2 separate regions of the Homo sapiens genome follow, and region 2 is linked to region 1. Evidence: read pairs that join two places in POLR2A ChIA-PET (ENCODE). Cell type or tissue: PC-9. All regions are shown on one strand. Each heading gives the region's core, and the rest is flanking DNA. Links, peaks and the distances in the headings are about the cores only. Region 1 has its middle 17 kb from the start of LINC02082. Region 2 has its middle 27 kb from the start of MIR551B.

Region 1 (16,862 bases), core at 2,974-10,973:
GGGACCCAGTCATTCTGGTGTCCTGACTCCCAAGTATTTATTCTCTGACTGAGGCATAAAGATCCGGGTGAGCTAATGCATCAACCGATGAAAAATGAACAATTAAAACAATGAAGTTGTCGGTTCTTTTACCAGATTGCAAATAAATAACCTGCCTGTCAGACTGGCTGCTCTGCTGGACCATTAGTTTAATACAAAGACATTCTGAGGAACGGGTGGATGACAGCTGATCTATCACCCCAGTGGTTCCAGGCCTTTGATAAAGACCTGAGCAAAAAATGCTGTCATAAACCACAAAAGGTCAATCCCAATTTGTGGGAAGCAAAGTATTAAATGAAATTTGAATACACCCCTCTGCCCATCATGAAAGCCATAGGCTTTTTTTTTTTTTTTTAACCGGCAGGGTGTTGGATAGTTCTTTTAACAAACCGAAACACTTTTCTTTCTGCATATGCTTATTTAGCTTGTTAGAGACATTGTGCTGGTATATATGGCCATGGAGTTTGTAATTGCCACAGTGGAGGGAATGTGATCTTAGACTCCACAATGTATCTTCTTGCCAGGCTGAACAGGGTCTTACTACAAGGTGGTAGTAAGACATTCCATGCCATGGCAAATACTAAAACAGTCCTAATTTAACAAAAAGTCAATTCATTGCACTTTCTTATATGTGCTATGTCTATATGCCATCGCATAAAATATTTGCCAGCTAGAAATATTGTTCATTGGCAATATTAGATAAAGCCATATATAAAATAATTCAATAAGGATATATTATTGAAATTCTCTAGTTAATATCTCATTTGTCTTTAAATTTGATGGAAAAGTAATCACCTTTCAGAAGTCACCTTGAAGAAAATAATTATTATTTCTCAGAAGCATAAAATACAATTATAAAATTTACCCTACAGTTTACAACTAGGCAAGGTGCAATATTTATGAAGATTAACTAATTTCTTTCTCTAGTTGACTTTGTCTCAACTTGAATCTTAGCAAAGCTGATCCTCAATTTTTATCGAAAATCAATGAAATTACTGAGAAGTCAACAAATCAAAACAATAAATTTTCCCCTTCCAATTTTTTGGGGTATTTACCTATATTTAGGTTATATCTTCATAGTCAAAATGTTTATGTTCTACCTAAGTCAAAACAGCACTATCTATTTATTCGTATTTTTTAGTACATTAACTGATTAATTCAGAGTAAAATGTACCTTTAATATGGAGAAATACCTTAAATCTATACAGATGCTATCAGTAGAGGTTTTGTGGTCATTTAGTTGCCCAGAATGATTTTAACTAGGAAGAAGTATCAGCTACATTACTTCAAACTGGTTTGACCAGTTCTTCCTGTGGCCTGGATGGCTAATTAGGAAACGAGATGAATAAGAAATTAATGTAAAGCTTTTCAGGCTGATTTTCCTACCCAGCAAGTTAAACCACAGCTTTGCCTGTTATCTGCCTTTGTGATCTCTTCAAGGTTATATAATACTGTACCTCTCACTTCCTAAGAAGAAGCCCTGAGAGACTGGAAAAAGCTCAGAGCTCATTTCTGAGAGTAACCTGGTTCTGTTCCTGGTTTTGTCACTTATTGGCCAAGTCATTCATGCAAGTGATTTAGTGTTTGCTTATCATATTATATGCACAATAGCAACTGCTTAAAGAAAACTTCATGCAAAAGGCACATGCTGTTATCTAGATAGTGGGGTGCCCTTAAAGTCTTTTCTTAAAAAAACAGGGCAGTAATGTTATACAGACCACTAAAGGAAGCAAGTAGTTTCTGGTCTACAGACTTCTACTGTGATCTACAGTTAGTCCTTCGTTTCTCTAAGTTTTACCTTGGGAAGTTTTTCTTTTTAATTCACAGGTCTTCTTTCTGAGTTTCCTTTTTCATATCTCTGGAAGTCTCAAGCTGCTTTCAAAATGTTTATTGGCTCCTGACCTTATCCCAAGAATCTTAAGTCCTTTTCAACGTGACATTGTATTAAAACTTTTCTTTTGCATCCATTAACTAAGTAAAATTTTAAAAATAATTGGTCATAATTTGTCCATGTATTTTTATGTCACATAGTTTTTAAAAATATCATATTTGTATTCATGTCTATAAAGAGTTGTACATCAGGCTATTGTTAAGAACACTACCCACATGATAACATGGTCTGTAAGAGATGAGTCAGAAGCTACTTAAAATAGTTGAGAATACAGAGGTCATGGCAGGCTGAATAATGGCCCCTCAAGATGCCCATGTCCTAATTCCTGGAATATGAATACATTACCTTACACAGCAAAAGGGACTTTGCAGATGTGATCAAGTTAAGCATCGTGAAATGGGGAGATTTTCCTAGATTATTTGAGTAGGCCCAATGTGATTATGAAAGTTTTTATAAGGAGATCAGAGAAGAGAGAAGCTAAGCTGCTGGCTTCGAAGATGGAGAAAGATGTCACAAGCTAAGGAATGTAGGTGGCTTCTAGACACTGGAAAAAGCAAGAAAATCTATTCTCCCCTCAAGCCTCCAGAAGGAACATAGTCCTCCCCAATAACCTGATTTACATTTCTGACCTTCAGCATCATGAGATAATACATTTATATTGTTTAAAGACACTAAATTGTAAATGCATATTAGTGGTAATTTACTGCAGCAGCCATAGGACACTGACACAGAAATGTTTATAAGAAATCACCACTAAAGAAATTATTCATGCAACCAAACACCATCTGTTCCCCAAAAACCTATTGAAATAAAAAACAAAATAATAAAAAAAAAAATATTGCCACTAAACATGGGAATTTCTGCAGGTGTATATCTGATAATATGCCAAAATATTATCATAATTATAATTCATTCTGCTTTTTGATAGAACATCACTATACTTCGTGTATATTCTGTAGAGTTTTGCTTAATCTGAACCTGCTGAAAAAATGTCGTCATTTGATTAATAAATTTTCTCTAATGTTGAAAGAATAAAAATAATTTAAGAAGACCCAAAAAAATGTTTATAACAATCTAACACGCATATATACCTTTGCCAATGTATCCTTAAGAATCATGTCAGTAACTCCTATGTACCCAGTGTTTTCCCTGTGGAATTGTTTTCTCCTCCCTACTCTTTCTTCCTCTTCTTCCCCTTATCTCTATGTATACTTTTTTTTTTTTTTTTTTTTTTTTTTTTTTTTTGAGATGGAGTCTCCCTCTGTCACCCAGGCTGGAGTGCAGTGATGCAATCTCGGCTCACTGCAAGCTCCACCTCCCAGGTTCATGCCATTCTCCTGCTTCAGCTTCCAGAGTAGCTGGGACTACAGGCGCCCGCCACCACGCTTGGCTAATTTTTTGTATTTTTAGTAGAGACGGGGTTTCACCGTGTTAGCCAGGATGGTCTTGATCTCCTGACCTCGTGATCCCCCCGCCTCAGCCCCTCAAAGTGCTGGGATTACAGGCGTGAGCCACCGTGCCCGGCCCATCTCTATGTGTACTTTTACACTCTATCTAGTGTTTTGGATGTCAGTGAAGTAGTGATCTCCTCAGAGAGAATATCTGGAACTAAACACCTCCATCCCACCCCTGCCAGTCTAAATTGGGGTCCCTGATACTATTTTCCTCACAGCAGCCTGCACCTTTGTCACTTGTTTAAATTAGCTATTAATTTGAATGATTATTTAATCGTGTTTCTTTTCACTATTACAAGTTTCAAGGTACAAGAATCATGCCTGGTTTTGCTCACTGTTGTGAACCTGGCACACAGTAGGTATTCAGAGAATATTTCTTGGCTGAATGAAAAGATTCAGAATTCTTCATTTCTTGTAAGATTGACTGAAACTGTGTACTACAATGTAGTCCATCTAGAAGCATGAGACAATAAACTAACAAGAGTGATTGTTTTTGTTACTTACCATCTCTTGCAGAGAACATGAAGCCATCAGGCTTTGATCTCCTCTGAAGTCTCAAAGTCATTAGTATTTAGTTGGGTAATAATTGATGGACAATTTTCATGATGACTATCTAATATAAGAAATACTGTATTCTCAAAAATTATTTTTGGGTAACATTCAGAATGTTTTTTCTTGCTTTTATGTCTTTATTTTCATTTTCATTTTATTGCTTTGCAAAACAAATTGTAAATTCCTTCAGTAAGGTTTGAAAATCCACTTGAGAACTGACTGTAATAACCCTAAGAGGTCAAATTGCTCAAGAGTAAATTATTCCTATATTCTACAACTTTGATTCCTCTATATTTCAACTCAAAGCTAAAGATGTGCCTGGGCTCCTTTTGGTATGGAGAAGTGATTAACATGTGTGACTAGTTTCATAAAGCCCCAGACATTGGGAATTAATGAGAATATGGATAAATTTTATTTACATGTGTTTCTGAAACTTTACATCAAATAATTTCAATGTTCGTTTTTAAGAAATAATTTTCTCTGAATAGCAGATACATGTAAAGATGTTCTTCAAATGTTAAACAATTTTTCTCAATAATTTTGCTGATGTTTTCTATGTTGCTTGTCCAGCACCTTTGTTGAACAGTTGATTCTGATTTTTAATTATAAAGGTTTTCATGGAAAGGAAATAAATTTTGCTGAGGCACTATGAGATTCCTATACGTTACTATTTCAACTGTGTTACTCCTCATAAAAATCTGTAAGATAGATTCTATTAATCTCACTTTATAGAATAGAAAACTGAGGGTCTTAGAGCTCAAATAACTTTAATACCAGAGATCAGGTCAATGGCAGTGTTGGGCCTGCCTAACCCAAAGTTCCTGTAATTTCCTTTGGACCACACTATCTTTACTGGATACTTTCAGACCAGCACAATTTACATGACATCCCTCTCTCTCTCAAAGCACACCAGCCCAAACGTCCCTTCCTTCAAAGCCCTATGCCACTGGGCTCCATACCTCAAGTTGGGGAATGGCTAAATAGATTGGAATACTAGCATTTATTACACAAACCCTATTGTGTTCAGCACAGCCACTTTCACTTTTCAGTATAATTAGTCTCCTCAGAGCTCAGTGTTTTGTGGGCATATTTGCTATGGGAAGATCAAGTTTTATGCTCATGTATCCTGTGGCAAAAACAGATCTTCCCAATGATGGGATGAATTTGTAATAACTTTAGCTCTTGGTTTCTAAAGCTTTCAGAAGCCTCTAATGAAACATATTTCTATTTTTTTAATTATTGTTTACTGGCCTTTCATGTTAGAAACCTCCCATGAGGTAGTTCCTTTCATCAAGTCACAGTGGAATGTAGCTGATGCCCTCATGTGTTTAATGACAATGAGACAGAGGAAGTAAGAACATCACGTGCATCCACTCCCAGCTACCTCGGAAATAGCATGGTCAGTTCTCTTGTTAGCCACTTATCAACCAAACTTTCCAGACAGTAAAGCCACGTGGTGTACTTTTTGGTGTATCTGGCAAGTTCAGGATGAATACTTTATTGATAAATATTTGAACAATTAGTGACTCTTAGATAAAAAGATGTCTAGACTTAACAGCAGACTATAAAAATAACTGTTCAGATACTGAGTCAGAGTCCACCTAATGCTCTTATATTTGTGCATGTTCCAATCAAGTATTGGAGAAAAAAAGAGAATTTTTTTTTCCTTAATCACCCTGTGTTTCATCTATCACTTTGTTTTTAATGCTAAGCAAGCAACCGATGGAGTTTCTACACCACTGTTACTTTTACTTAAAGCTGTGAGATTAAATATCATTAAGGATAGTGGATGCTAAGAATACAAGAGACACCATAGGCATACAAGATCAGTAAACAAAAACATGGATGCAGTGAACAAAACAATAACGTTAATTCTTTCATGTACTCCTGATGCTAAGCGCCAAGGTAATAAGATGGTTGGTCTAATGATTATTATTCAATTTTAGGTCTGTGGGACCTAAATACCAACTTGGCTGATTTGTTTCACTGATTTTGTTTGAATTCTCATGAAGACACAACCATGAAACTCAAAATGTCTACTTAACTTCATTTTATTGCTGAAAAATACCCAGAAACCCTTTTTTTTTTGTCATGACGTTATTTAAAAACTGGAGGGAAGCTTTCATTGCACAGTCTGTAAAAAGAAAACAGCAGAACCCAGCAGAGTGGCTGACAGGTGACACAAATACAATGCATGCTAATGTGCAAAGAGAAACAACCTTGCGAGTTTAAACTGGCTGCACTAGAAAAAAAAAAAACTTTATCCAGATATGTGGTCCCTCATGAATTATACTATTATTTTAGTTGATTTTACCTGACATTACCGTATGATTTTTTTCTGTGACAAGAAAATTGCAACCGGCCCTTGACGGTCGGTCACAAATTGACTGAACAAAACAAAATCAAACAGTGAAGTAATCCCCAAATAAATTTAATGAAACCTAAATCCCAAAGGGCAGCACACTTCTGTAGGCAATGGTCTTATTTAATAAATTTTTCTCTGCTTTCACTTTTAGAGCTATATTTACGCAGACAAATTTAATTCATTGGGCTTACATTTCCTCTTCCCCTTAGTTTGTCCACCAGGCACATATAGAAAGGACTGTAACCAGGTATGTCAGTGTTCAGCCAAGAATGAGGACTGTCACCCAGTCACAGGGAGATGCACCTGTCTGCCTGGCTACCATGTAAACCACTGTCTTCTCCATGTGTGTGTTCTGTGCTCAGCTATAATTTATTGAGGAGGCACTGGTAGGGTGGGTCATCACTCAGAATACCAAAGGGCAAATGTTAATTCAAGCTTCTAATTCACAGCAAATTCTGTTAGAATTTATATTTGAATAATTGAAAACATATACTTTTTTTGTAACTCATTCTTCTATTTTGCCTTTTCTATTCAAAATATCCCCAAGTTCTTCACAAATATCCAACATGAAAAGAGATAAAAACGAGAAAGAAAAAATGAGAAAACATAGACTTATTATTATAAATCAACATACAACAAACTACTATATATTTCAAGTAATTCGCAAAGTAAGTTAATTCCAGGGTCTGCTTAGGAACAATTAAATTAAGCAAATTGTTATTCTGGAATGAAAATGATGACTAGCTTAAATGACCAAATGCCAGTTGGCTCCTTATTGTGTAATAAAAAAGAATAGTCCCTAGACCAAACACCTTACATTGATTTTTTAAAGGATATTTTAACATTGAAAATGGTTATAGAAGAATGCACAAAAAAAGTCCCAAGGAGCTTGTTAAAATGTTCAGCCAGCTACTTATTTTTTAAGCTTGTAATTATTTATAATGTACTTTTTATAGATTTAATTTTTCCCCCAACTTGGCAACTGCTGCTCTCTTTCCTCCCTAGTCATTCCTATAGCAGATTCCTTTTACTTTCCTAATTCTACAAGGATATGAATAATTTGGGGATTTTTCTCCTCGAACCAAAAATATAGACTCCTGGTCAAGCTATTGATTTTAGTTTTTTATAAGCCGTTGAATATATATTTTGAATATTACTTCCCTATTTTTTCCTAATGTTAAACATTACCAGCTAAAAACACAATTAAACATGTATGAAAATGGTTTCAATTACTGATTGCTTGGGATCTATAACCACTGAAGTTATTCAAACTTAAAATGAAGAACTAAAATATAAAATTAATCAATTTCTGTTCGTTTTTGGTTATGGCAAATTTCAAGCATCCTTGTATTGCAAGAAGGAAAGTTATTTCCTACATTTGATTCAAATGTCTCAGAAAGAATTTCTTCTTTATATCAAGGATGTTTTGTCTTAATAAAATAATATCAAGTTACATGTAACTGGGTTGCACTTTTATTTCAGAAGGCAAGCTACCTTTAGTTGAAAGAGGTAGCTTTACCTCATAAAAAGTGAGGCTGGCTGAGTCAGGGAACTGCTCTCTGACTAGTCAAATTGGCTTATTTCCAGGCAACACGTGGTTGGATGTGGCTGCAAGGATTCCTTGGCAACATCCACTATAATTACAGGACTATGAAAAAAGATTCAAGAAAATATCCATAAAAGGTGTAGCTGGCTTAAAAACAAAACTTTCAGCAGCCAAGAACAACTGGGCTTTCATGTTCTCAACTTCAGAATGGAGAATCAAAATTTTCTCTCAGCAGAGGTCAGAGGAAGCAGACAAACTTACAGTAGAATCTCATCACTTTTCATAATTCAGAGGATAGATGGGTCAGTCCTAACTTGTGGATAGCATGTAGGAAAAACAACAATTCCTGTTAGATGTAAACTCATAGTGCTATGTATTTTATGACCAATAAGAGGTTTTAAAGTGACCACAGACCCTGGAAACCTTTTATTTCTCCAACCCGTATGCAATACATGTTATTTACAGTCACTCTCTTTGAGGATATTTAAGGCATTAGAGTCCTCTATAACTATGGTCACTTCTTTTAACAGTATTCATAAGAACACCCCCACACTTGGTATAGAATGCTTTGAGAAGCATGGGCCACACAGTAGTCACCAGTGCCAAGAGAAAGATATCAAGACACTCACAGAAGTTGAGTTTTAATGCTATTGCTCATAGCAATAAAAATTCAGACAGACCAAATGTCAGTATCTCCTTTTAAGAATAAAGCCAAACAGCATAACAATGGCTGGTGTATCTGAGTAACCTGATCAAATACTAAGAAAACAGACTCTGTGGAAAACAGATTCATGCTTTTCATTTCTTGAGAGCTACGTGTGTCAGGATGCAGTCATAGCCTTGTTTAAGTTTCTAATGATAGTACCAAAGGCCGCTCACATAATAATAGTATACAGTAGCAGAGGGGCTTGGCATTTAACCTTTAATATTTAAATAAATCAGAACTGTAAATTCCCATCCAAGCTTCTTCTTGGAATGAGAATTCAAGAGAAGGGGATGTGCAAGGATGGGAAAAGATAGTCACCTTATAATGGAAAATAACTAAACACAACTTGCCAGAAATACAAAATTTCCAGGGAGAAATAATTGTAAAGGATAGAGGAAAGGCCAAGTAAAGATCAAAATGGATTTAGGAAATGAGGGAAGGGACGAGCCAAATAAAATCATTGTGTCCTGGGTGTGCGTTTTCTTGTTAAATTTAGCGAACATTTGAGCAAGTGCTGTGTGCATGATTCCAGAATCCAAACTTCACTTAGCACAGAATTGGATAGGGAAGTGAAATTGTCAATAAAATAATTTACTCTTGGAAAAAAAATGTCATTGGCACATCTATAAACACATATCATACTCTTGATACAAATTTAATGAGTTTTGGGACTAAGAGGTTAGCACAGATACTGTTTTTCAAACAGATGGCTCACTCATTAGTAGGTTAATTTCATCAAGTTCAGTTTCCCAATTTCAAAAGTATAATTAAGTTGAAGGCTAAAAATCAGATGATGTTCAAGTATATACACATATATATACATATATATACACACACACACATATATATACATATATATACACACACACATATATACATATATACACACACACATATATATACATATATACACACACACATATATATACATATATATACACACACATATATACATATATACACACACACATATATACATATATACACACACACATATATATACATATATATACACACACACATATATATACATATACACACACACATATATACATATATACACACACACATATATATACATATATATACACACACATATATACATATATACACACACACATATATACATATATATACACACACATATATATACATATATACACACACATATATATACATATATATACACACATATATATACATATATATACACACACACACATATATATACATATATACACACACACGTATATATACATATATATACACACACGTATATATACATATATATACACACACACATATATATATACATATATACACACACACACGTATATATACATATATATATGAAGAAAGAACAACAAAGGGTGATTCTATCAAATATAAAACCATCATTAAGAAAGTTTGGAAAATAGGTTCATATCAGAGGAAAATTATGTTTTCTAAGTAACTGATTCACATGAAAATTATCTCAAAATCTAGACCTTCACCTATATCAGTTACTTAAATTCCTCAATTACACAAGCTGTTTTTTCCTTTCAACTGAGATACTGATTCTTTGATACTTGTAATTATATCTACAGCGTAACATTTCCCTCCATTACAACACAAGTTTCACTCTTTGTTGTGTTGCTCCTTTCCTTACTTGCATAGAAATTCATGTTATCTTTCCTTTCACAGTAATATCACTGCAGAGTTTTCTATACCAGCCAACTCTTACTAATTTTACCTCCTTTTTTGAAAGCAACATGCCAGCAGTGCACATCAGACCTTAAAGTTTCAATTGCCATATTTTCAGCTTGTTTCATGCATTTTTCTCTAATCTCAAGCAACCAAATGTTCTTTTTCAGCATCACATTTATTTTACTATATTAGTAACTTAATAAAAACTGTAAATACTTACATTCTCAAAACTGACCCAAATGGATGTGAAAGAAGCATTTTATATATTGGTGAATGGTAGAAGAGAAGGTGATGGAGACTTTTTTAAAAAATCACTAATTTTGTTTTTAGGTACACTCACTGACTTTGTTTTTAGTACACTCAAATTGTTATAAGTGAGAGAGAAAAAGAACTACTTGGGAGGACTAAAAAAAATGCTGTGCACAAAAAAAAAAGGGCAATTAGCTATGAAAACTGACATCCCTTGATGGGAGGAAATGACAGGAGAGAATATGAAGTAAACCCATTGTTTTTCACAGAAAGCAATAAAGAAATACAACAGCTGTACAGATGAATAACCTTTGGTATGAACAGTTTTAAAGTGTTTGCTTCCCATCTCCATAATGGAGAATTTCATTTTTAACTGGAATGAAAAGGGAGGAAAGAAGCAGCCACTCTTTGAGTCTATAAGCAAATCTGAGACTCAAGATGCGAATTTTGAATTTGGAGATAGGATATACATGGGGATTGTAAAATTTTGAATCTCAACAAAAACCATTCCTTGGCCATTATTTATCTCTTACACAGTATCATCACAGTAGGCTGTACCTCCCTGGATATGAAAGTAAAAAATTGAAAAACTGACATAAAATGAAGAGGCATCCTCTATATCTGGTTTCTTTTTGAATTCTTACATGTATTAAACCCAGATAATTCCAGACAAGACAAGCTATAGCACTTAAATATTTAAAATAATGAACTTTTCTAGGTTGAAATTAGATAGCCTTGTTCAGTGAATTGTCTCCTAAGCACTTTTAAAAAGTAGGTAGATTCCCAAGGAAGCACAAAGTTAAGTCATACCTTATTAATGGGCAGCATCAAATACTAACAATTATCTGTATCGTCTCATATCCTCAGATAACTCCATGCCTTGAATCAACAGCTTGAAAGTGATTGAAAATACCAGTAGAAATTGGAATGTTGAGTTAACCACATGTCTACTGGTGTGAATTTAAACATTGGTTGCTGTAAGTTACAATACCACATATGGTTTTGTTCTCCTTTAACAGGATACCCGAAAGGCACGTATAGTCCATATTGCCAAAAGATGTGTAAGTGACTAACTGTGGCATCTGTGACGCCATGATTGGCACCTGTATCTTCTCTCCTGGCTTCACTGGGGCTGACTGAAGTCAAATTAAGTTATTCTTACCTTTTATGGAGTGGATATGCTGATCATTCCAAGGCCCAATACTGTTAGCAAAAGTACTAAAGCTGAGAGCTGGCATTTTTAAGAACTGTAATTAAAGAGTAAATGTTGTTGCAATTATTTTACTTCCTAATTTACAGTACTAACAGCAAACACAAACTGACCTAAACTCTAGGTTGAAGAATATTTATGTAGGAGTTTGGTTGAGAGCTACAGTCAGTGAAAGTAGCCAAAGAGATCTTTTTGGTGATAACCCCCCTTGCCCCAGGAACGCTAGACTCAAGTCAGTATTAGAAATTATGTTTGCCAAGATCAGAGCAGACTTAAGATTCCTGTGTTCACAATGTCAAACTCATTGTCTAAAGTTCCACAATTTCATTTATGCTCAGCAATTTCCTAGCTCAAAAGTAAGTGGTTTCCCTGCTCATCAAAAAGTAAACAGTTTCCTGAAAGCCAAAGACCTTAAATTAACTACTTATCACAAAAACAACTATTGACATAAAGTTTAAGGCACTGGATTGAAGAGCCCTTACAAATGCACAGGCTTAGACACTCTGAGGATATGACTACCAAGTATATTTTGTTTTTGTTTTTTTTTTCAGATCTGCCATTTTAAAAATATTTATATAGTTTTGCTTAACCCAAATAACTCAACCCATAGTCATACACTCTGACTCCTCTGACCCTTCAGGTGACAGTTAGTCAGAATGAAACACTCACATATGAAGCCACGATTATGATAATTTCTAGGGAGGATAAAAGAGGCAATGAGCAGGAGAGTGCATTGTGGGGAAGTCAGTTCTGGCAATACTGTATTTTTGACATGGGTGTTACGAATGAGGATGTTCACTTTGTCATCATCCATTGAACTGCACATTTGTGTTTTTGTGCTTTATTCTGTAATCTTATTAATTAAAAAAGTACCTCCAATAGGCCGGACGCTGTGGCTCACGCCTGTAATCCCAGCACTTTGGGAGGCCGAGGCAGGCAGATCACGAGGTCAGGAGATCGAAACCATCCTGGCTAACATGGTGAAACCCTGTCTCTACTAAAAATACAAAATTTAGCCAGGCGTGGTGGCGGGCACCTGTAGTTCCAGCTACTCGGGAGGCTGAGGCAGAAGAATGGCATGAACCTGGGTGGTGGAACTTGTAGTGAGCCGAGATCGCGCCACTGCACTCCAGCCTGGGCAACACAGCGAGACTCCGTCTCAAAAAAAAAAAAAAAAGTACCTCCAACAGATCTTAAAATAAAGATGGAAGTACTGCCTTAACACACACCTCAACATAAGTAAACTAGATTGTGAAATACCTTCATTTGAGATTCCTTCATTTGGATGAAGGATAGCTAAATTTGTCACTAGACAGGGTACTACACTGTTATGTGTTAAAGACACCCAAAATGCTTATGTTTCCTGGTCAGTCAGTTGCTTTGTCTGCTTTGGAGGAGGGTAATTTTTCTGTTAAAGTGCCCTGCAGGCCTCAGTGCTCTGCTGTATTGAGAATAAAAGACAAGACAAAACCTGGCTCCAGGTAGCAGACAACTGACACCTAGTGGATAGTGCCTCCTGAGGCCTCAATTGGCAAGTTATCTTTCAATTAAGGCCAACCTATAAAGGCCAACCTATAAACAGTTCTTAAGCAAGGTTCTGTCTGGTTCCTTTGTATTTATTCTTCAAAGAGAGTAAGTGGAAGAAATGTCCTTCTGCCAAAGCATTTTCAAAGCTGTGGTTTCTCTGAACATTGCGGGTACTTTGGTCTTAAGAAAGTTGTGATCTTGTACCTGAGCACTTTCCATTTGCTTTGACAGCTTAGTAGGGTAGAGCCAAATTTGCAACCCACCTCTTAAATGTTCCAAAAAATATGATATTTATTTTATATTATTACCACATTTTCCCTTTATGTGATTCTCAACAGATATTTATTTTGTCTTTGTGTATTTATATATATTTTGGTAAGCATCTGAATGAATTTGTGGAATGAAGTTGCAAAAAACCACCAAACAAATTAATAAATACAAATATATAAATGAATATTTGAAGATATGAGCATAATGAATCTTATATTTATATATAGGAACTTTAGCTAAAATTCTAGAATGGGCTTTAAGAGAACATACTCAAGAATATTATAAATATATATTTGTTGTATATATTATACATACATATATAACATAATATATGTACACATAATATTCCTACATGTGTTATATAACATATATGTACACATGATATACCTACATATACTATATAACATAATATATGTAATATACATACACATGCATATGTGTGTAATATATACATATGCATACATATATAGAGAGACACACACACACACGCACACACTCTTACACTTGCTAAGACAGAGACACATGGCAAAGCAAAACAATCCAAATTGGGAACAGTTGAGGTCCTTAATTTGTAAGAGACATTTATATTATATGTAAGTTTTTGACACTAGATATTTAGTTGAAAATTCCTAACGCCAACTAAAATGGCTCTATGTAAGCAACAATTTAAACAGTCCCTTGTTTTTCTTTGTTTATTTCTAAGTAACTTTTCACATTGAAAATCAAACTAAAAGCAAGTCAGTAAAACCTATTTGATTAAATGAAAATGTCATGTATTTCACAAGTTTTAAAAAATCTTGTCTGGCAAAATGTTTAATAAGAAAAATCTGGTTTTGTTTTGCTCTGTTTTATTTTGCTCTTACTTGCAGCTTGTCCTGAAGATCACTATGGGCAGAACTGTGTTCAATGGCGTTCCTGTGGCTCAGGACAGTGTGACCCAGTGACTGGAGTGTGTCAGTGTCCACCTGGCCGAATGGGAACCAGGTGTCAGGAAGGTAACAATGGGCAGGGTCACCTTCTCTGTCCAAGCACTAAATTAGCTATGCTGCGAAAGCAGATTTGGTGCCAACGAAGATAATTATATGGACAATATTTACAAGAATGTTTTCTGTTAGTGTGGCTTTCAAATAACATGAAAGTACATGCTCCCGAGCCGGGCGCGGTGACTCACGCCTGTAATCCCAGCACTTTGGGAGGCCGAGGAGGGCGGATCACGAGGTCAGGAGATCGAGACCATCCTGGCTAAGACAGTGAAACCCCGCCTCTACTAAAAATATAAAAAATTATTGGGGCGTGGTGGCGGGTGCCAGTAGTCCCAACTACTCAGTAGGCTGAGGCAGGAGAATGGCGTGAACCCGGGAGACGGAGCTTGCAGTGAGCTGGGATCGCCCCACTGCACTGCAGCCTGGGCGACAGAGCAAGACTCAATCACAAAAAAAAAAAAAAAAAAAAAAAAAAAGGACATGCTCTCATAGCACTATATAGAAAATAGTGCTGGAAGATAAGCACAAATTGGAAACAAAAGTAAAGAATAACTTATGCATGCTCTTGACTGGGAAGAAATTTTCAGATAACATTTGTTAACTTTTATAAAACTGCCAAAAATTGTGTGTTGGAGAAGTCTAATTATAAGAACTACAGAATTTTATATCCCCTTCAATCAGAAGGTTGAACCTGAAGAGGCCCCCTGAAATCTATAAGAAAAATGGGAGACAAGGAGAAAAACATAATCTTTGTTGAAAACTGCAAAATTTTCTTATCCTAATTGTAGTATTTATTATTACTATCATAAGGAGAGAAGAGCTGTCAAGTTTCAGAAAACAGGGATTTTTCGGGAGAATACTGGGCCCCTATAGATCTTAAGTAGGGCCAGCAGAGCAGCCACTTCTCCATGGCACACACACAGAGCAAAACTAAGGACACTTTCCTGAAAAATAAAGATTGGGTGAATAGGAGGGCTATTGAAACTTCTCTGAATCCCACTGAACATCTTAGAGTGGAGGAAAACTGGGCAAAAACAAAACAAAACAAAACAAGAATTATACAGACATACCATGTTTTTAACTCTGCACTAGGACAGAAGGGAATCTGTGGGGTAGTTTAGCAGCCTTGCAACTGAAGAGAAGCTCAACACACACAAATATCTCACACACACACACACACACACATACACATACATACATCCCACACCTTGTGTTATATGGAGCTGCACTCTGGACGAAGAAGGCTTTCTTCTAGCTGAGATCATTTTTCTAACCCTAAATAGACACTATCCTTCCAGAAATATGTGGTGCATTAAAAAATGAAGCTTGTACAAAAAAATACTTCTCTCATTTTACAAACAAAAAATGAAACTGTTCAAAGCTTCCCTTGCTGTTTTAGTGCAAATTCTGTAAGAAGGAAAAAGGAATAAAGGAATATGAAAAAGAAAAGGCAGATGAAACAACAGCAGAAAAGTTTTGCTATGGAGCACATGAAGATATTAACCAGAATCTCTTCCAAGAATTCAAAGGATGTAATGAAAAAGTGTTCTCTATAAAATGTGAGTGCAATGCAGAGATACAGGGGTTCATGGAATAAATGAAAAGACAACAAAAGGAAATGAAAAAGTAAGCTGGCAGAGCTCAAAAAAGAAGTGGAAATGAAAATTGAACCTCACATCATATAAATGAAGGCCACATTGGGAGCAGGTAAAGGAAGGACAGAATCTGCTGATAGTACAGCCAGGATAAAAAAAAAAAAAAAAAAACGAGGAAAATAAAAATAATGAAATGGAAAAGAAATGAGAAAGAAATGTATACTTGGAAGAGGAAAATGTTCAGATATAATATTCAAGATTTTTCCTTTGAAATAAAAGATCTGATGCTACATATTGAATGAATATATTTTATCTCGGGAAATAATAGTTACAGTGGCTCAAAAGCAAGGGGAAACTCCATTGAGGATATAAGGAAAAAATATGAGCTTACTTAAGAGTGAGAAAAATCAGTCTGACTTTTTACCTCACAGCAATATTCATTGCCAACATATGGCTAATCAATGCTTATTAAGTTTGTGAGGAAAAAATGTGACATGTATTTTATACACCATTAGCTGTTATCCAAATATAACATGGTGGCAAATTAACCACTTTTTAAAAAGTTGCTGGAAATATAGTAGCCTTAAAATATTTTAAAGAAACAATTGCGAGATAAATTGAAGCAGCCAAATAATAAATGGGAAATATCTGATAAAAAGACTATTAGTAAACATTGCATTCATCTTAATTAAGGCTAAGTTTAAAACAATTGTGGGAATTATGGCTACATGATAGAAGATAAATATTATAAATTATAACAATTGTAGAGATTTTAACATAGTGCTAACA
Region 2 (16,862 bases), core at 4,143-12,142, 300 kb before region 1:
GTGGCAAGATCCTAGTCAGAGATTGGATAGCAGTTTCTGATTGGTAAAGTTTCTAGTTTCATTTTACTATTTATACTGGGCTCTGGTTTGCTTCCATAGGAACCTAAAGCACCGGGACTGTCTCAGTCTAATGGCCTCTCTGTTAGGATTTTTTAAATAGGATTTCAATTTGTATCAGTCTTATGGAGTTCATTCTAATTGTATATATTAACAATTTCAGTACTGGCTGACTTAGCATGAAAATCTGCCAAAGCATTTCCTTGGTTTCAATGAATTCTTGTTCTGCTTGACATTTGGTTAGCAGTTTTATAAAATTAGTTTCTTCATTAGGTTCTAGGAATTCTTACCCAGTACAATGGTATGATCAGATTTTTAGAAATTTCATACAATTTCGAGAACACATACTACTCACACATCTATACAAATATAACGCAAAGTTTAGTATCACTTATTAGTTGACAATGCTTTTCGTATAGTTTAATATACCAAGTAAGCCCAACTAGTTAACACCTCTCTTTTTATAAGGAGAGAGACAAATCTCTTTGAGAAGTTCCAAGGGCTTATTGGGAAAATCCCAAAGTTAATTTGAGATCAAGAAGAGAATTTAAAATTTTATTTGAAGGAGTTTGTCAAAAATATCAAAGCTTTAAACATTTGATTAAAATAGCATTACAGGTTACTATGAAATAATAGTCATTTATTTAACCAGTGATAATTAAATATTTCAAAGGCAATCACAGGAAGTTTCATAGTTATAGGATAAACCTTAAGTTTTTAATAGAGACAACACTAAGCACAGGAAATCATCTTGATAAACCCCAGAATCTTTGTTTTCTAGGCCAATTACTTAAAAGATAAAGAAAAAATTCTCACAATTTCCTATTAAGAGCAGATCAGTACTCCAAAAACTTGTTTTAGCACAGGAGACCAAATTCTAATTTTGCATCAGTGTCCTTTTTATATTAATGCTCAATTTTTAGAAAACTCATCAATAGTTTCTTTCTACTATTATAGCCAGCTTGATCACACATAAAATTCCTTTCAAAAGATTACACTTTCAGAAAATTTCTGCAGCCTTCTTATATCCCTTCATACTTTTTTTCTATAATTTTGTTATTTAGTTATTTGTTATTTGTTCTATACTTTTTCTCTTTCTCATTTTAGAACAACCAGTGAATCTAATTTAGGACAAAAAAATACTCTTGTTTTCTCTTAACAAAAACACATCTTCCAAACCTCATAGCCTCACTTACCAAAAACATATCTCACTTTCCTCACATGTAGAGTTGTTTCCCTTATATTGTTTCTAATTTTAATGACCATACCTGTTGATTAGAATTTGTAACTCTTAGTAATGTTAATTTATAGTGAAAACCCAGGAAGTAAAGCAATTTTGAATTTTCATATATGAACATTTTATGAATATACATTTTATAATTTCTAAAAATATGTGCTTCCTCCTAGAACAATTTTTCATGTTTGCTAACAGACTGAAATATATTTAACTTTTCTATATCATAAAAAAACAAGATGCTGAAAATTATATACTTAAAACTTGTTCAGCAATTACTGTTTCAGTATTTTAACTTACTTCGAAATGACTCAGACATTTCACAAATATCCATTACTTAATTTAACATAATATACTTCAAAATTTCAAATTTCTGAAAAAGATTTTTTAAACCATGATTGGTTTATTGAAAAACTTTGACCAGGTGCGGTGGCTCATGCCTGTAATCCCAGCACTTTGGGAGACCGAGGTGGGTGGATCACCTGAGGTCAGGAGTTCAAGACCAGCCTGGCCAACATGGTGAAACACCATCTCTACCGAAAGTACAAAATGTAGCTGGGTGTGGTGGCACATGCCTATAATCCCAGCTACTTGGGTAGACTGAGGCAGGAGAATCATGTGAACCCAGGAGGCGGTGGTTGCAGTGAGCCGAGGTCATATGACTGCACTTCAGCCTGGGCAACAGAATGAGACTCTGTCTCAAAAAAAAAAAAAAAAAAACTTTGATGCCACATTCACGTAATGTACTTGTTCTTAACAATTATGCTTACATTGCTCATTAAACAAAGCTAGCCTTTGAAGGATTTAGTAAAATATCACCCCAAAATTTATATATTGGTTTACATATTTTTGGTATATTGATTACTTTCTAGTGCTGAAAGCACTTGAAAACAGCAAAATGCATAGGCTTTCTGAGTGCCCTCCATTTGCCTAAAGAGATCCTACAAAAGGAACTAAATTGCTATTAATTGTCCAAAGATTAACTTTTATCACAGAAGAGGAGGTTAGAGGTCCACCACAGCCAAACAGACCTTATCACAAACCATCATCTATTCTTCTAAGGGCCCATTCATCTTTTCAAAAATCATTTAATCTGAGGATATCTTTTTGCTTCACCCCTGACCATCGTATCCATTCTAGCAGCAGAGTTGAGGCAAGGAACAGTCCTGTCCCAGCACATATGCTAACTTGTGTGGTTTAGCTAATTTCCAAGAAGGACATCTCCAAAAGTGAGGGAGGTTCATCAGATAATCTCCAAGATCTAATACTCTGTTTTCTTCTCTCTCCCCAGGCATCCTTTTTTTCCCTTTTGCTGTTCTGTGTGTGTGGGATCTACAGCTCTGTTGTGTTAAAGTAGAAACTTTAGACAAATTAAATCTAACAGTTTAACTGAGCAAGGAACAATCCATGAAGTACATAGCCCTAAGAATCAGAAGAGGTTCAGAAAGCTCCACTCCACAATGTGGACAGAAAATGGAAGTTAAATACAGAAACAGCTTGATTGGTTGGGATTTGCATTTGTCTCACTTGGCCGTGGCCTGATTGGTTGGCCACCTGTGATTGACTGAAGCTTGGCTACTGTGATTGGCTGAGACTCAGCTATTTATTTTAAAAGCATACTGCTGTGTAGTGAGCTGAGATCACGCCACTGCACTCCAGCCTGGGTGACAGAGTGAGACTCCATTCTCAAAAAAAAAAAAAAAAAAAAAGTATACTGCTGCGTTAGACTTCCAGTTAATTTCTGTACTAAGTTAGGTTGCAGTTTGTTACGTGTGGGCTCAAATATGGGTGTGTCTTCAGTCCAAATTTAGTTTAACACTTGGTAAGGTTTTAAGTAATCCCTTGGTTTTTAGCCTCATATCGCACCTCAATCATCCACACTCTCTGATTCTACAAGGACCAAATCTTTTTATGTTTTTGTCAGGCAACTTGGCTTTTTTCTGGCCTTTCCCCCTTCTATGTCCATTCTGAGTTTTGACTTCTACTTCTCTTTAACATTTTCTCTATCTGTTCAAAAGAATTTCCGAAATTGTAATGAGAGCTGCCATTCAGAGCCTTCAGAGATGATCCTTTCCCTATTCCCTCTTTCTCTCTTTTTATTTTTTGAGACAGAGTTTCCCTCTGTCGCCCAGGCTACAACCTCTGCCTCCTGGGTTCAAGCGATTCTCTCACTTCAGCCTCCCAAGTAGCTGAGGCTACAGGTGTGTGCCACCATGCCCAGCTAATTTTTGTATTTTTAGTAGAGATGGGGTTTCATCATGTTGGCCAGGCTGGTCTCAAACTCCTGACCTCAAGTGATCTGCCTGCCTTGGCCTCCCAAAGTTCTGGGATTACCTGCATGAGCCATTCTTTTTTTTGTGGTAAGTTTTATTATCATTATTATACCATTCCAATGATTTCAGCACTATTTCTGGACACAAATGAGATAAATACATGCAGGGCTACACTATGTTGTAACCTTGGGAAAGTAAGCTGGGGGTGGAGATTGTTGATAAGTCAGAGTGAAAGACAGATAATATAAATAGAATGTTCCAAAGGAGGTGCAGATCCGGAGGGGCTCATAAATTGCTGGAGGAAGGTCATCAAAAGAGGAAGGGAGAGTTATGATGAACCACCATAGAATAAACATATAGACTTTTTGCACTGTGGAAGTAGATTTGAGAAGGTAAAGTCATTTATTAACTCAACAAATATTTACTGAGTGCCTATTATGTGTAAACTCTACCCTGGCTGCTGATGTTCTGATGACCAATAGGTACAACTTCTGTCTTTTGTCTGCTCATGACATTGAAGTAAAGTCAGAGACTACTCAAACAAAGAAACCCACCAACAAACAGATAGAAGTACAACACAGTAAGTGCTGAAGACAAGGCAGCAGAAGTTAGAAACAGCTAATTGACCACATTGAAAGAGAAAATCATGTACCACATATTCTGGTTAATATATTGTAGAGTGGATATCAACTATTTTTAAACGAATCAGGGGGTTGAAAAATACTCATTGGAATATGGTTTCTATGATACATCCAATCTAAGATTAATATGAGATACATAATTCCAAGAATCATGTTTTGGGTATCCCATTATTAGAAATATGAGATGCAGAGCTTTAGAAAAGAGTTAGTTATGGTTAGGATTTATTCCATGGGAAAGACAGTAAACAAGAGGCATGAAGTATAATTATGCACCAACTGTAACAGCTTAAGGCATGGCCAGTGCTCTGTGTTGGGATGAACTTTAATGTAAAGGTACCTTATAGGGGTTGGGGGCCCAGGTGCTCTTTGATTTAGAGGAACACATATTTCTCAAAGGGTAGACTCTCCTGAAATATTCACAAATAGATCATAACTGCTTATATCTAGGCTTTGAAATAATGGGGTTTTGCCTATCTGTAGACAGGATGTTCTGGGAGGAAGATAGCAGCATTAACCTCAGGATTTCTCTACCTCTTACCATACCATTATTAACATACGCAATCTCCTTTATCCTGTAATTGGAAAGAGACCACAGAGCACCATAACCATGTCTCCCATCCTCTTCAAATTCTTTCCAGTGGTCAGGAGGATGAAGCCATGAAATAGAAAACATTTACTTCCAGGCACTGCCTTTATTCAATTTTAATAAGAAATTGTTACCAGGCACGCCATGCTGGTATTAATTTCAAATTAAAACTTAGACTATGTATGACCTCTTTAAACAGCTATTTTCCAATTCGTTTATTTTGGCTGTAATTATGACTGATTGCTCAATTCTTACTGGAATAGCTATGTGTAGTTTCATTTTAGTTGAAGCTTTTACAGTAATAACTGGGGAATATTTTCTACATAAATGTATAAGATACCTGTTTTTTACCTTATAGTTAAAAGATGACAGACTTGAACATCTGATGTACTTCTCCTTACTGCATTGTAAAATTAATTTGTCTTTTCATGTGGCTACATCTAGGCAGTTTCAACAATTTGAACTTTGTTTTATATAAGAAATAAAGGAAAATAATCAGCCATGAAGTAGTTAATTTATTGATATTTTATGTATGTGTGTGTGTCTATACATACACAGTCACATATATAAACATGCTCAGAAGTCAGAATAAAAGTATTCCTTGATAAGACATTAAAATACAAAGCCATATCGAGGTGTGCATCACATCCCCATTTAAAAAAATCAGACCCCTGCATTTTCTTTTGCACATTGATACTAGAAAAAGAACTTCATTGATTGTTTTTATTATGTTAAAAGTCTCAGCCTTTCTTCTTGACACTGTATTCTATTTAAGCCCATCCTTTGTCATCCCAAAGAAATCCATTTTAAATATTGTTTTGGAAGCTAGATTTCTGATGCATTCTACTTCTACTAGACCTTATTTTTGTGTGTGTGATGTACTGCACAAAATTGTCTATTGATATGAAGCAGGCGTTGGAACGATTTTTCAGCTTTGATCACTAGAATGAATCGATTTTTAACAAACCCTCGGTGTGGCAGCAGTTGCTGATGTTGTGTGTCTAACAACTTCATTGAAGGGCTGCATTTGATTTGCTATTGCTAAGTGCTGTCTTTCAATGAGCTTGTCTGTGAAGACTTCCTCAACTAACTGAAGGTCGTTTATCAGGTTAGAAAATGCTGTTAAATGTTATTTACTGATTAAAATATAATTATAGGCAGTCTCCATTACACAGAATCATCAATTTGCCATTAGTGCTACTTGGTGTAAGCTTTAAAAATGCTAATGAAACTGAAAACTAGCTTTCCAGCTGAACATGCTGATTACACTAAAAAGGTATTTGTTCACTTTGAATGTGCAAGGTTAGTGACAAAATCCACTGTGGTGTTACTTTTTTCTTAGTGCTTACTATTTTTTGTGTTCAGCCAGTAGACTAGATTATAAGGCATTGTTGTCTTCACAGAAGAACCATGCAATCAAAAGTCTCCAAAACTGTGAGCATTCTAACAACTGGAAACATGAAATTATAACACCACTGACTATTTATGTCCCATATGTGAGCTACACCATGGGGCAATATGCTAAGGTAAAGAAATAATTGTTGTCACTGGATTCCCGAAAATAGCAATATAATTGCTTGATCTGCAATGAGATTGTCAGTCCTTCCTCTTTTAATCCTTATTTGATTTCTACAGCCACTTAACAAGCCAAACTGTGTAAAATGTCAATAAAGACAAAGTCTTTATTTTTTTAAGAATTCTCATTAATATTACTGAAAGCTTATTCATCAAACTATTTTACTCCATTATCATAATCTGTTAGGAAGTAGGAAGTAATGCATTAGGAGACTTATGTGTATAAGTAGTGTGAGTGTATATATGTAATATTAACTCTTTGAAGCATGGAGTTTGTTTTTCTAAAACAAAGTTTTTAGCCTAGTTTTTAGGTATCTTAGCATTGTCCTTTTCTTGTTGGATTCCACTAAGAATTTAATGTCCTTTAAATATATTGACAGCATGACCCAAGAATATTCATGATTTCCTCTTCCCTTTTAAAATATAAACTTTAACTTTTTTCACTAATCTAGAGATTTTCATTTTGACCCAAGACTGACAATTTTAAGAGGATTTTTGACAGCTGTGACTGTCAAGAACAGAACAGGATAAATGATTAAACTGGGTAAATCCAAAAAACCAACTGCCCATAGCAAAAAATATATGTGTGTGTGTATATATATATATATATATATATATATACACACACACATATATATTTATTTCTGGTTTTTAGAAATAAATATGTCAAACGAATATAATTGTATTTGTCCTGAGCCCCCTTTCCTGAGAGGATTGAGTTCTAACTGCTTATCAGCCATTGTTCACTGCCATGCAAGGATTTAGAAGAGAGAGGAAACAAACATTCTATAGTTTCATAGGCATTGATCCGTATAAAAATTTACTCTCCCATTAAAATAGTTTAAATTACTAAAAAGAAACTAAGATCATAGTGAACTTTGAGTTTTATTTTACAGTCAAATTATGAATGGGAATCAGATAATGGCATTTATTTATTTATTTATTTATTTATTTATTTATTTATTTGAGACAGAGTTTCACTCTTGTCTCTCAGGCTAGAGTACAGTGGCGCGATCTCTGCTCACTGCAACCTCCGCCTCCCAGGTACAAGCGATTCTCCTGCTTCAGCCTCCGGAGTAGCTGGGATTACAAGCATGCGTCACCAAGCCCAACTAATTTTGTATTTTTAGTAGAGATGGGGTTTCTCCATATTGGGCAGGCTGGTCTTGAACTCCCAAGCTCAGGTGATCCTCCTGCCTTGGCCTCCCAAAGTGCTGGGATTACAGGCATGAGCCATTGCACCTGGCCTAATGGCAATTTCTTTTTTCTTTTTTTTTTCCTTTTTTTTTTTTTTTTTTTTTGAGACGGAATCTCGCTCATTGCCCAGGCTGGAGTGCAGTGGCTCGATCTCGGCTCACTGCAAGCTCTGCCTCCTGGGTTCACGCCATTCTCCTGCCTCAGCCTCCCAAGTAGCTGGGACTACAGGCGCCTGCCACTGTGCCCAGCTAATGTTTTTTTATTTTTATTTTTATTTTCGTATTTTTAGTAGAGATGGGGTTTCACCGTGTTAGCCAGGATGGTCTCGAATTCCTGACCTCAAGTGATCCACCCATCTCGGCCTCCCAAAGTGCTGAGATTACAGGCATGAGCCACCATGCCTAGCTGGTAGTCTCTTTTTTATTCACCAAATCACAGATGCTTATTGATTTACCACTTACCACTTTTATCACATCTTAGTCTAAAATTAGACACTTCCTTTAAGTTTTTTATTTCCCTTTATTCTTCTTTGGGAGAGGAAAAATAGTTTGTCCCAATTGTCACATGTTTGAAGACTATCTTTTCTTGAATAATTTTCTCAGAAAACACAGAAAATTTCCATCACTCCTTTAAAATGGCAATTATATCTTACTCTCTGAAGACTTGTTAGAATAAAAGATTCCTGACAGCTGATTAGGAAAGTGACATATATTTTACTTCCTTTCAGATGAAACCTTCTAAAAATGTATTTACTTACCAGGGGCAGTGACAGCCTGTCTGGCAAAAATAATTGATATCCTTTCTGGTTATTGTAGAAGGGGAACAATGAAACAAGAAAGACCTTGCTCCTATCTTCAGAGATGAATAAACTGGAAGAAACTCATTGTCATTAAATTAAAATTTTCTTTTAGGTACATCTGGCCGTTGACACATTCTTGTATAATGTTAGTAACTCTGCCTCATCAGGCTTGGTGTAGTATTTTCAAAACATGCATATTCTGCCTTTGAGATAAGGTAAAAAATATCTGAAATATCTGGAAGTCAGGAAGTTTATATATTACCATATACCCCTGAAATATCATAGAAGTTAAATATAGTTTGACTTCAATAATCAGATTAATATATACAAGAGTCTTTTGAAAGGATGTTCACTTTTGAATAAAATTTGAGCTGGAATGCTGGTTCTAGTATTCATAAGCTAAATGATCATAAGGAAGTTACTCCTTTTGAATTTTTACTTTTGACATATGTAAAATAGATAAGGCTATAGTGCTTCCTTTTCTGTAGTCACGCATAAGAAATTTTATAAATATTATTAATTATGATGGGGTAGCCTTAAATGTGGTTTCGATACTTATCTTTACAAAACGCAAGAATAAAAACAGCAACTTCTAAGAAAGGATCTCTCTCTTCTGCTTTAAGAAACAAATTAAACCTGCTTGTTACTAGTATATTAATGATTTATTTTTAAAGGGCTACAGCCAAAGATGTTACAATTGTTCTTTTAAGCACCATTATTTTCAGAGAAATATTTACATTAATTTTTAAAGATGTTGCTGTAAACCCCCCTTTTTTCTTAGCACTTTAACCCCATCTAGATCAAACTATTATCTGCAGATGTATTGATGTATATGCTTTCTTGGCTTTTGGACTGCCATCACAACTCAGCGTTTCTCATTTATAACTTGGTACAGAGAGGTTATTCATTAATCTAGAACTATAACTAATTCATGGCAAACTTGGGAACCAGGATCTGAGCTACTACTCTGCCAAATTCCATATTTTTAAGCATTATAGAATATCCTTATTTTTATAGTAAAACATTCTACTATACATAAATCAGTATGTGGCTGATGCCACAGAACACAGTCATGGGGCATCTGTAGAAGTCATGCTTTGTTGACCTAATGGAATCTCTGTCTTCAGAGAAGTAAAAACTTGGTTGTTTCTGTAGGTTATAAAGTTCCAAGCCATTGCTTGCCACCTGAGAGCATTAATTCCATTATATTGGTTGTTTCCATAGTTAAGGAGTGGCTTGTTAGAGTGCTAACTGTCTATGTCTCTTCCCCAGGCCATTAGGTAATAAATTGGATATAATATATAATTTTTAAGTTTTTTCAATAATGAAAGATATTATGTAAAATTCTCTGCACTCAAATGATCTTCAGCCATCTCATATAATCTCATTTTCTGACCTGTGAAAACTACAAAAGCTCCCAGGTTTTTAGAAGAGACTCCATTTTGCCACTAGGCTTGTCACTTCTCTCCTTTTAGAATGTTTGACTTTGGGAACTCATAAATAGGCTTTTTTTACTTGCTTAGATGAATGTTTTATTAAATTTGACCTTGAGTCCTTTAACTTCTAAATAGCAGTCTAATTTTTAATGACTCTTGAGAGATCAATAGCTTTTCTAAAATTTTATATTGTTATGCTAATAACTTTTCCATGTGTATTCTTTATAATCTTGATGGTTAATATTATAAATCATAAATTTATTAAAACATTAAATACTGACATTGATTTTTAAGATCCAATGGATTAGAATTTCATATTTTTCAGCATATTATAACATAAAATACATTGCTATATTTTGTCACTTACTTTGCATTATTGTTTGTCTCATTATGAAATTTAGTACTGTTTGTCTCATTTGTGAATTGAGGTAACTGAAGTGAGGAGGTTGACCTGACCAATGAAAGGTCCTATAACTAGTTAGTGAAAAAACAAAGCAAATATGTGTTAGAATGCCATCTCCACTGTTAAATACTGACAGTAATACATAGTTCCTATTAACAGGGTAATTTGTATCTAGTAGATCAAGTTTTATTCCTTGACAATTATGCCCTTTATTGTTTCCTGATAACATAAAAGGTTCATGCTGCTGATGAATTTTGCAAATAGTATCTGTCCAGTGTACCGAATTTTCAGATTTAGAATCTGCCCCATAGCAGTTACAAGCATTCTGTGCTACTACATGAAAAAAGTGTGAATGAGTATTTCTTGAACAATAACAGATTTCAGTTGAAATGTTAGATGAATATACACAAAACAATTCCATTTAATCACTTAGACTAGAGCAAATTCTAAAGCATCCATTATATTCCCAGTCAAAATTCGCTACGTTATTTTATTTCTCCTTTGGGAGAACAATGTAATTTCCATCATTGCAGATTCTCAAAATAAATTATAGTTGAAAAAGCCACAGAGTTTCCAACCAAACTTTCACCAGCCTATTGCATCCCCCTTGTTTTGGTGGAGAATCAAAGAAGGGAAACTGTATTTCCAGTGGAGAAGCCACAATAAAGCCTTTATGTAGAAGCCAAAGTTAAAATGATGCCAACAGGCAGATGGAAACCAAGTCTGAATGAGGAAATTCTGAGCCAGGCATCTTGCTGTGGCTGTAATGTAGCCCGGTTGTGCCCTGATTTCTCTGTCCTTATTACTGGGATTGCAGTTACTTATGAATTGAATTCCCACGTAGTTATCTTGCTGTTATTGTAAAATGCCACATGATATTTTGTGCTAAGTCAATAAATGCCTCATGCCAACACTGTGTTTATTTTGGGTTTGTAATCTCTGTGCTTTTACCCTTTTTCTGACATTTTCCAAGTCTCTCTCTGCAAATCAGCTGGCCATGAAGCAGAGCTTCCTTTCAGCAATTGACAGTCTGCTGCTGCAGACCTAACCACCAATTCACACCCCAGGGGACTATCCACCCCAGGAAGAGATTTGCTCTCAGTCCTCTGACACCTCAGTTAGTTTAAAAATTACTCCTAGAATTTAGACTTCTTGCAGGTAATTCTTAGAGAAACATAAAAAGAAATTGGTTGTTTGAAGTGTAGGTTTAAAAATAAAGAAAAGCAATAAAGCAGGATCATTTGAATTGGAAAAATATAGGAGATTTCAAAGAGGTCATTGGATACATTTTTTAATTCATTGACTTTCAAACACTTTTGAGCATGATCCACAATATGAAATACAGTTTACAGTGTTACTTATTATATATCCATATATACATGATAATTGAAACCAGTTTTATCAAACAATACTTACCTAGTATTATATAGGATTGTCAAAGTATAATATTAAAAAGTTAAAATATTCTTATAGGTGATGCTTATGCTTCAACTTGACTGGATTAAGGGATGCCTAGGTAGCTGGTGAAACATTGTGTCTGGGTCTGTCTGTAAGGGTGCTTCTGGAAGAGATTAGCATTTGAATCAGTAGACTACTCACTAGATTCAAGAATATTTGCTCTCACCAGTGTAGGCAGGCATTATTCAGCCAATCCATTGAGGGAACAGGTAAAACAAAAAGGCAGAGAAAGGGTTTATTCTCTCCCTTTCTCTCTCTTCTTCAGTTGGAAGATTCATCTTCTCCTGCCTTTGGACACCAGAGCTCTTAGTTCTCAGGCCTTTGGACTCTGGGACTTACACCAGTGCCCCCACCACTTCCCCTGCACTCCTTCATTCTCAAGCCTTTAGCCTTGAAGGTGAATTACACTATTGGCTTTTCTGATTCTCCAGCGTGTAGACAACATATTACGGGATTTCTCAGGCTCCATAATCTCATCAGTCAATTCTCATTATAAATATCCTCTTCTCATACCTATATGTATTCTATTAGTCATATTTCTCTAGAAAACCCTGACTAATACATCATAGAAAAGTAAAATGAGCACATCCAGAATTTTATTTAACTTACTAATAAGACATCCAATAGGATTTTAAGATTATAAGATTATTTGAAGTGCTAGATGTTTATGAACAATTTAATGAAAAGATATTAAGATTACTAGGTTAGATAGAAAACTGATTAATGTACTAAAGGACAATTAACCATAAAATTTAGTGTTATCTATTTACTGGACAGAAATAATTTGCATCTATACTTAATAAAAATGTATAATTTAACATGCATTTTTACTAAATCTTGGATTCTTTATTAGTAGTGAGTCAAACTAAGTTCATTTCCCTGAATAATTCTTGGTTGTAACAATAATGGGCCATATGAGCCAGTAATGCCCATGGGTGATATAGAAAGATATACTGCCCAACTTTTTAACTTCTTTCTTCCAAATTTGACTAATTTTTTAAATAGAATGTGTTCCAATATTTTCTATTACAGTCTGTTGTATTCGGGTCTATTTCATTTTTCAAAATACTGGTACAGCTCACTAAATTATCTTCATAAGCCGTAGTAGGTTATGACCCAACTTAAATGATACTACAATATAAAAATATCATGACTGCAAATACTGCCTAAGAGAGGCAAGTTTTTTTCTCCATGTTAAGAATAAAAAATTAACAAGAAAAAAGAGAAGGGTGGGGAGGGAGAAAGAGGAGAAGCAAGGAGAGAAGAGAGCCCCAGCAATCTATCTTCAGGGATGTCAGCATTTTTTAAAGTGATAAGACTTTTTATAAAAGTCACATTTCTTTTCCCTCACAGAGCACAAATTTTGTTTACGTTGCAACTGAGGCTCTTTTTCTCCTATTTAGAGGGGAATTTAGACAATTTGTAGAGATTTGCAGCTGTGAGAGAAGATTTTTTTAGAACTACTATTTCATTATACAGGTTAGCAAACTGACTTAAAAGTAAGATGACCTGCTTCAACACCCAGAAATTCCATAGGGAAGTCCCTGCGTGTAACTATGTATGAGGAGAACAGTCCCTGGACTCAGGAAGGTGTGGGCCTCAGTTGTGAGTGAGTCACCAGATAGGAAACTTCAGGCAAAGCCATTATATTTCTGGTCTGAATTACCACATCTCTAAAATGGGACAAAAGCCATTATTAAGATTAAAAGATGAACTATACATGAATGTCCTTGTAAAACTGAAAATGTAGTTTTAATTATTTCCGAGATTTTTATCCAGTGCACGTTTTCCCATCCCTGGATATCCTGTAATACATAAAATATAGATGATGGACTATTTGCATATACTTAGAGTCATTGAGATCATATGTACAAGGTCTAGGCAAGTCTAGTTAGTTTTATAAGTACATTCTCTGTTCTACATACAGGTCCATATTTAAATATACAAAGATGTGATAGCTATTATTACTAATAGATCATCACTGTAAAATGCTCTAAAATTTCCAAGTTAAAAAGCACCATTCTGATAAAATGTACTATTATTATATAAGGCTTTCAACCTGTGGAGCTTCTAATTATGCTTTTCATGCATAAAAAATGCAACTGGAAAAACTGATAAATGGCCAACAGCTACTTCCCTGCTGATTACACAAAATTTCATTATGGTAGAACATTTAAGAATTTAATTCTGAGCTCTCTCAGGAATAGTCTGTAAAATGTTTTGCTTAGGTCTCTTTTTAAGCACAGAATCTCAGCTGAAATAAAAGGTGTATTGAGCCTTTGCCATAAGCAAAGTTAAGTCATTAAGTCAGAAAAGATGAGTTTGAAAATGACAGGTAAAGACAGAAGCAATAAATATCACCAAAACATGCCCAAATGTTTTCTTCTCTCATTTTTAGAGTGACAATAGTTATTGAGGTAGAAATGAGGTCGTTTTACTGCAAAGATTACTCTCCTGATTCCTAATTAATATTTTTTTTAATTTCCCATAAATATTAGGAAAAATATTCTAGACATATTTGTGCCTTTTACAAAGTGCTTTAGGAAGTTGCTGTAATGGGCTTCTTTAGTATTGTGTTTTTCAGTGTCTTCTTTCACTCCTTCCATCTTCTCTGATTCTCCTGTTTACATAAAAGAAAAGAGAATATTTAAGTCCTAATGTGTCTATAGTACTTGAAGCTTCAACATTGGGCAGATGCCATTTTCCTGTTTTTTAACTGGAAAAGCAGGTCCCAGACAGATAGCCTTGGGATCTCTATGGGAATGTGGAGGCTGCATCTGAGAACCAGCAACAGTGGAGCCTAGGCTAGTATACCACAGAGTATTTATCCCTAGCTTTGAAGCATGAATCCAAAATGTTTATATGCCATTAGAATATCAGAAATCTTCATTTGGTTTCTCCATTGTGTTACTTGAGTGTACACCATTTTCTATGTCACTTCCTGTTGCTATGTTCTGGACATCTTATTCTCTTCCTTTCCAAGAATGTAGGAGAAAGATCAGTTACTTGATTTATACCTGAAAAACTGTCTTCTTTTACTCCTACTGAGATATTCTGACCCTTTGCTGCTAACCCATTCTCAGTCACACTCCTGCTTTCCTCTCTACCTGATGTTCCAGCCACAGAACACACCACACACTTTCCTTCCTGTGTAAATGCAAAGCATTTGGTGTAGGGAAGATCACAGGGTTAGAATCAGCTTAACCTGTGCTTGAGTCCTGTTGCTTACCAGCTGGATAACCTTCACAAGTTTACCATTTCTTGTAGCCTCAGCTTTCTGCTCTGTAAGAGAGATGAAACCTCACAGGACTTGTGGAAATGAGTGACTACTACCTGCAAGATTCATGCTGCTCAAGAGCCCCCTTTGCAGGGCTTTTGAGAAACGTGCTTCCCTATGACCAGTGCTCCTGGATTTTACACATCCTTTCCTGTCTCTTCTCTTCTTTTTTTCTATTAAATTAATATCCTGTAGTTGGAAAATTCTATTCAGAGTTTGGGAGAAAAAAAAAGATGAAGAAGGATAAAGTGAAGTGGTAGGAGACTGAGGAAATTTAAACATTCATAATTTTTGTCCTGCTTCATAAATACATAGTAGCTGTATGGTTACTTTTACCTATAATGTCCTCTTTACCCGTCATTTCCTACAACCACAAATAGCACCATTCTAGTCCCATTGAAAGCCTAATCTATATTTTATATCTTTATTAAAATTTTGTTTACCATAACTGGAAGTAACATCTCTGTCCCCAAACTTCATGGAGTTTTCTTTTTTAAAATTTCACTTTATTTCATTTTCTAACATTGACAGATAAAACTGTATGTATTTATTATATAAAGCATGATGTTTTGAAATATATACACATTGTAGAATGACTAAACCTAGCTAACTATGTATTATGCACGTAGTTATCATTTTCGTGATGAGAACACTTTACCTCTATTCTCTTAGAATTTTAAAGAATATAGTACCGTATTAACAATAGTCACCATGTTGTGCAATTAATCCCTTGAACTTATTCCTCCTGTCTAACTAAAATTTTGTATCCTACAACCAACATCTCCCCAGCCTGCCACCCACCTCACCCCTCCCCCTAACCCTTGGTAACCATCATTCTACTCTCTACATCTACGAGGTCAAATTTTTTAGATTCCACATATGAGTGAGATCATGAAGTATTTGTTTTTCTGTGCTTGGTTTATTTCACTTAACATAATATCCTCCAGGTTCATCCATGTTGTTGCAAATGACAGAATTTCTGTTTTAAGGCCGAATAGTATTCCACTGTGTATATGTACCACATTTTCCTTATTCATTCATTGATGGACACTTCAGTTGATTTCCTATCTTGGCTATTATGAATAGTGCTACAATGAACATAAGAGTGCAGATATCTCTTTGGCAGACTGATTTCATTTCATTTGGATATATACCCAGCAGGAACTGCTGGATCATATGATAATATGATAATTGTATTTTTAATTTTTTGAGAAACTTCCATACAGGTTTCCATAATGGTTTCAAATACATTTTCACCAACAATATGTGAGAGTTTCATTTTCTCCACATTCTTGTCAAAACTTATCTTTTGTCTTTTGATAATAGTCATTTTAACAGGTGTGAGGTGATAACTTACTGTGGTTTTGATTTCTATTTCTCTGATGATTGGCAATGTTAAGCATATTTTCATATACCTCCTGGTTATTTGTATGTCTTCTTTGGAGAAATGTCTATTCAGGACCCTTGCCCATTTTTTAATGAAGTTACTTGTTTTCTTTCTGTAGAGTTGTTTGAGTTCCTGATAGATTTTAGATATTAACCACTTATTAGTTGTATAATTTGAAAAAAATGTATTCCATTATTTGGGTTGTCTCTTTATTAATTGTTTCCTTGGCTATACAGAAGCATTTTAGTTTGAGGTAATTATTTTTGTTTGTTTTTACGTTTGTTGCCTGTGCTTTTGGGGTCATATACAAAAAGTCATTGCCCAGACCAATGTCATAGAGTTTTCTCCCTATATTTTCTTCAAGTAGTTTTGTAGTATCAGGTCTTACTATTACGTCTTTAATCCATTTTGAGTGGATTTTTGTCTCTGCTGTGAGATAAGGGCCTAATTTCATTCTTCTGCATGTGGATATCCAGTTTCCCCAACACTGTTTATTGAAAAGACTGTCCTTTCCCTACTGTGTGTTCTCATGTCCTTTA

What was found. Peaks named below come from ENCODE experiments on the same cell type or tissue, not always from the same donor. Only the 100,000 strongest peaks of a DNase experiment are listed, where the experiment ranks them.
Region 2: POLR2A ChIA-PET joins it to region 1 with 35 read pairs; 2 of 35 experiments call an interaction of 5 or more read pairs at or near these places.

The regions. Positions count from the first base shown.
Region 1 is chr3:168,876,653-168,893,514 of GRCh38, forward strand. No RefSeq gene overlaps it. Among named protein-coding and RNA genes, the nearest start is that of LINC02082, 17 kb to the right of the region's middle. In PC-9, for the core only: no CTCF peak of the experiment used is centred there; a DNase peak (open chromatin) is centred at 7,859.
Region 2 is chr3:168,570,921-168,587,782 of GRCh38, forward strand. It overlaps the pseudogene EGFEM1P. Among named protein-coding and RNA genes, the nearest start is that of MIR551B, 27 kb to the left of the region's middle. In PC-9, for the core only: no CTCF peak of the experiment used is centred there; no DNase peak of the experiment used is centred there.